Regions from separate parts of the Homo sapiens genome. Here region 2 is linked to region 1. A link is a loop called in an ENCODE intact Hi-C map of the cell type or tissue named here. Cell type or tissue: PC-3. All regions are shown on one strand. Links, peaks and the distances in the headings refer to the core of each region. The heading gives the core; the rest is flanking DNA. Region 1 has its middle 69 kb from the start of LINC02199. Region 2 has its middle 61 kb from the start of MIR4636.

Region 1 (2,929 bases), core at 106-2,605:
CTCCCTGTTGCTGAGCTCTGCCTTTCTTTCCCCAAAATATCCTAATGACTAAATAAGACATGCATGTAAAATCCTTAGCACGATGCCTGGCAAACGCTAAGTACACAATTTTTGTGCACTATTACTGCCTCATTTTTGTGAAGATGTAAAGGTTACTGTTCTTATCTCTCCATGGAGTTGGCACAATTTCTGTGTGATGTCTACAGAAGGGGTTTTATGTTTTCTGTGTCATAACTTCGCCACCCTGGACATATCTTTATCTACTCTTCCTGTTACCTGGTATCACACACCTTAGATTAATATTTAAGTATAAGTACATATGCTTAATGTCACACATCTGACATATTGTGTTCAGAATTTATATTAAGCTATAAATATCACCTCTGAGAAATCACAGTATTCTGAAAATCTATTAAAACATTCACATCATAATATCCAAATTGTGTAGTATTTGTTTTTCCCAGTTATGAAAAGTGTTCCTCAATGCATGCAACTGAGATACATTTAAATCAAAAATTCAATCATAAATATTTAATAATAACAATACATGGATGAAACAATTGCTTGTCCATTTGGATTTGTAAACCATTTTGAGGAATACCATCTAATGAGGATCTATACTTTAATTGCATCTTACTAAACCAGGACTTCTGAACTCGGCTGAGTTACAAATCATTATACTCTTGTTTTGAAAGACTTTCATTGCTGCCAACAAATCCTTGTCATAAATAAGATAAACTAGAAAGTAAATTTTTCCAGGACAACATCCTCTTATGACATTCAGAATAGATTTAGTTGTTTTATGATAAATGTTGAAGTAAATACCATTAAATAGTCCAGTTTTCTGTAGTTTCAAATTCACTACATGAATATTTCTTTTGTTCCTTTTCAACAATGAAACAGAATCCCTGCAGTAGAGTCATGCACTAGTACTGAACAAGAAATGTTTTGGCAAAGACGAAGGCATGCTATATGATGGAGAATATAGTATTTTACCAGGTGAATGGCTTTGCTGAGAGGTCAGTTCATCAAACTTCCACTCCAGTGGGCCACCTGTCAAGTCATTCTGAGCTACAGAAGTTGGGCATCCCTTAGCTGGTTCAGATGCCTCCGGTGGTTCCACGTCACTGGAGAGAAGAGTGCTAAAGCTCTGGATAGGAAGAAGGACAGGCCCCTTTGTATGTTCCAACTAAGGAGATACTCTCCTCAAGCACAAGCTTTGTGGCTCCAAGGAGTGACAAACCCATATCCCCTCTTTCATCTCATGCCCAGGTGACCAGGTGCCTGGAGGTGGGCTGGTCTCCTTTTTGCCAAAGACATGCAGGATGTTCCAAAAGATCCAGTCTAAACCCAGCCAACCATGAGTCATGTGCACTCTCTCTGTGACACTGGGAAAGTCACCTATCCTTCTCAATTTCTTTCTTACAGAGGAAAAATATCTCCACTTTAGAGTTGTTGGGGTGGACTCTCTGCTGCCCCCGGTGGAGAGAAGCTGAACTGCTCCTATGTCTCCCTCACTCTTGTGCCAACCCTAAGGAGGCGCTAAGAAGTCTGGAGCTCTAAAAAGCGCTCACAGAAAACAAAGAAATAAAACTGCAAGCTTTTCCATGGAGATGCTCCTTTTGACGTTTCCAGACCTAGCACAGGGCATCCTGCATACTTCCACTACCTGTAGTCACGGGACCTGTGTCCAGGGAGGCACCGAGGGAAGAGAACACAGAGATGAAGGATTCCAACAACTTTTTCCCTGAATTATCATTTAATTCTTACTTCTGTTCTGTGATGGCTGGTCCCATCATCCTCATTCCATAGATGAGGAAATAGAGGTTAAAGAATTCTTCACCTCCCCAGCGACTTCTCTACTGAGGAGAGAGCAATGAGTTACAGAGAGGAACAGTGCTGCTTTGCTGTGGGGTCTCCCCAACTCCTTTCTCATGTCCCCTGGTCATGGCAGGTAAATGGGAGAGAAACCCACAGCCATGGCACTCCTGTCACCACGGTACCCCATGCAGGGAAAGCCAAGTGGCTACAGGTCGCCCGGAGTAGTAGGAGGAGTAAATAATCTGATATCAAGTGCTTTCTTATAGTCTGTTAAACAATTGTTGAATCTATGTTTTCCAGCAGAAGTACGTGCTTTTAAGCCGTGGTTTTTCCAGGAAGTGCTGACATTAACGTATATGACTATGTGTTTTATTCTTACACACAAACACACATAGCAATATCGATCTATTAATAATTGAAGGAGATTTGAAAAAAAAAGTCCAGATTCCATCCTACTGTCCAGTTTGATTTAAATGTGAATTCCAAAAAGCTAACATCATAACCAGACTAAAATAATAACCTCTTGCTTTATGTAAACTTTGAACAGATGACACATTGAATACCTGTGACTCAGAAATTTTTAATTTAAACTCTATGTTGTAAATTCAGCTTCCTAATAGGCCTTTGTGCCTCTACAGTGGTTTAAGGTGACTCACATCTTTCCCATAAATTATTTCAATTCAAACTCTCAAAAAATTCATTAAGTAGTGAAGGTAGGTGTTCGGTTTGTGTTGCTTTAAATAAAGACACTGAGGTTTTGGGAGGAAAATGTGGCCGTAACTTTTCATGCTGAATTTAGAGTCCAGGTTAACATATTTTCTACTAAAGCATGATGTATAGATGAGATAATCTGACTGAAATTAAGATTAGGCAGTTTGCTCTTTAAGTTTAATAGTTACAAGTTTTGTAGTTCACTAGAGGAATCGTGTCACTAATAAAAATATAAATTGAAAGAAATCAAATTGTATCATATAAAATATTTAAAATATAATTACTACTTTCAGTCTCTATTGTTTTGGGAACCCATTTGCTGTCAATGGTGGACAGCTGTGGGATTTTGCTTATACCAGGGAGTGCCCGTTTCCAGATTTTTCTGTCCTGTTTCCCT
Region 2 (2,929 bases), core at 251-2,750, 85 kb before region 1:
GTGATGTCTTACATGGCAGCAAGCAAGAAAGCATGTGCAGGGGAACTGCCCTTTATAAAACCATCAGATCTCATGAAACTTATCCACTATCATGAGAACATCATGGGAAAACCCAACCCCATGATCCACTTACCTCCCACCGGGTCTATCCCATGACATGTGGGGATTATGGGAGCTACAAGTCAAGATGAGATTTGGGTGGGGACTTAGTCAAACCATATAAAAAAGATACCGTTAATAAAATGAAAAAGTCACCAAAATTCTGGGAGAAAATATTTGAAAAATAAACCTAATAAATAATTTGTATCTGGAATATATAAAACACACTTAAAATTAAATAATGCAGCACAGAATATGACACAATATTTGAACATGCACCGTATCAAGGAAGAATTACAGATGTAAATAAGTACATATAAATGAAGGACATTATTATTAGTGAAGTGTAAATTTAAACCTTACTAAGGTATCACTACATACACACTATAATGGCCAAAATTATAAACACTGAGAGGACTATACAATGAAGAGAATTTGGAGCAAGGATAACTCTTATACAAAGCTAGTGATAATACAAAATGAAATAGCCTTATTGAAAAATTGTCAGCAATTTCTTATAAAGACAAACTTTTTTTAATATAACCTAGCAATCCTTCCTAGATATGTACTCAAAGAGAAATGAGAACATCTGTCCAAAGATTTGTATGCAAAATTTGTGTAGCACACAGATTCATAATAGCAAAAGAATAAAAATAGCCCAAAAGTCTATCAACTAGTGAATGAATAAACAAGTTGTGGTATATTCATCTAATGGAATACAGTCTAGCAATAAAAAGGAATAAACTACTGATACACCCAACAGAAATGAATCTCAAGAGCATTAAATAAGTAAAATAAGTCCAGCATACCCCCAAAAAACACATGGTTTGTGACTGCATTTATATGAAATTCTGGAAAAGGCACAATTTTAGTAATAGGAAGAAGATTTGGCATTACCTGGGTCTGGGGATGGAAGTATGAACAAATCCTCTACAAGGACATTAGACAGAAATTTGAGTAAGGGAAATAAATGTTGTGGTTACATGATTGTATACATTTGTCAAATTTATGCAATTTTACCTTTAACATGTATGTTGTGTTACTTAGACATTTCAGTAATGCTGATAGGAAACAAAAATAGTCTAGAAGTGATAAAATATTGTGGACCAGGCAGAGACAAATGTAAAACTCTTTCACTATAAAGTCTTCACCACTAGGGGCAAAGTGTGCCTTCCTTAAACAGCTCCCAAGTCAGGTAAGAAACAAATAGAAGCACACAAGAGAACATCCCTCCTTAACCTTCTTGAGAGACATCCAGAAACTGCCACCAGTTGATTAACTTTTGGGTTTTATCTATTTTGGAACTGTTTCAAAGCTTGCAAAAAATTTTTAAAATAAATATTTTAGAGATGTTTAAAAAGAGAAGAAAAGGCGGAACCCAAAAGGCAAGAATATGACATAAGTCCCAAAGAAAAGGAAAATTTAGAAAAAAACATAAAAATTCTGAAAAAAACTATAATCCTTGAAAAATATCTCACAAAATAGGTAAATGGTAAATTACATATTGCTAACAGGAAAATAGTAATTCAAAGTTAGAAATGAGGAAATAAGCCAAAATACATCACATATATCCTATATCAAACAAGAATTAAGAGCCATGACAAAGAGAAATTATATAATAAACACCTAGGGCTAAAACTGAGAATAGATAAATATGTTAAGAAGCAATATTTAAACACTCTGTTGGATACCAGCTTATACTCTCTTGCCTATACTTAATGCTATTGATTAAAGAAAAGGATTAGAGACTTGAAAAAGGAGAAAAATATTTAGGGGAAAAATCCAGAATACGTTTCAATGTTCCAGAGTATTGGGTAAAATAAATAAAACAAATACAAATTCTTTTAACACTTATTTGTCAAAGAAAGTTTACTGTCGTCAAAGATTGCTGTTTCCCCATTTGTGAATTAGAATTGTTTCTGGAAAATGGCTACCCAGGAAATTTATTTTCTTATCCTAGCATCTTTAGGTGGGGCCAGATAACTAATTCTGGCCAATATAATGTGAGCATTGGAAAACAATGCACGTTACTTCTGGTGTGAGCCTTTCAGCCTTTGCTCATGTGTTGGTTGGAGACGTCCAGAGAGTCTTGGAGACCACATGTTGACTAAGACATTGACACTGCCAAGAGGAGACCCCCCAAAATTCAACCTAATTATTTTGAGATTCATTTGTGCTGTTGCTGCATCAGTAATTCATTTACCCCTCATTGACCTGAAAGGGTATGTGGGCACAATGACCAGACTTTTATGGTGCTTATGCCATTATGCAATTTTGGGTCTCTTTGCTAAATCAGTTAGCTTACTGTTACTAAAACAGAAGTTAAAATGCTTTGATAATTCTATAACAACATACTTTCCATGTTAGAAATGTAATCACTTTGATCTTTTAAAAAGTTAACTGTAATAATTTTCAAGACTATTGTTTATTTAGTAAGTCCCTTCTGCTGTATCACCAAGGATCAATGATGTTAGAAATGGGTACTGTTCATATGATGAAGACCTTGAATGTTCACAATATGTGTTTTTCCAAAGAATCGAAGTACTTTACTAGAAAATAGATGTTATTTTCTTGAAGAGATAGATTCTGTGTTACGGTTTTTTTCATTTTTCAAGGTCACAGAGTCTATAAAGAATTCCAGTAAGTCACATGAAAAAAATATGATGAAGCTGAAGTTCTCCAGCTTCATTCCTATCCACAGAATCCAAACTAGCAACTATCCAGAAGTATGATTACCAATCCGAATATTCTTAAATCAGGAGCAAGGTTGTGATACTCTCTTGAACCTCAAAGCTGAAAAAAAAACACAATCAGATGGTAATGGAGATGA

The links. A loop is a pair of places that touch in the nucleus more often than their neighbours do. Peaks named below come from ENCODE experiments on the same cell type or tissue, not always from the same donor. Only the 100,000 strongest peaks of a DNase experiment are listed, where the experiment ranks them.
Region 2: it touches region 1 in a loop (2.2-fold over the local background); 2 of 110 quality-filtered maps call a loop at or near these places.

Annotation. Positions count from the first base shown.
Region 1 is chr5:8,906,810-8,909,738 of GRCh38, reverse strand. No RefSeq gene overlaps it. Among named protein-coding and RNA genes, the nearest start is that of LINC02199, 69 kb to the right of the region's middle. In PC-3, for the core only: a CTCF peak has its summit at 1,486; DNase peaks (open chromatin) are centred at 1,458 and 2,398; H3K4me3 peaks cover 800 bases; H3K27ac peaks cover 1,421 bases.
Region 2 is chr5:8,991,562-8,994,490 of GRCh38, reverse strand. No RefSeq gene overlaps it. Among named protein-coding and RNA genes, the nearest start is that of MIR4636, 61 kb to the left of the region's middle. In PC-3, for the core only: CTCF peaks have their summits at 1,039 and 1,250; a DNase peak (open chromatin) is centred at 1,260.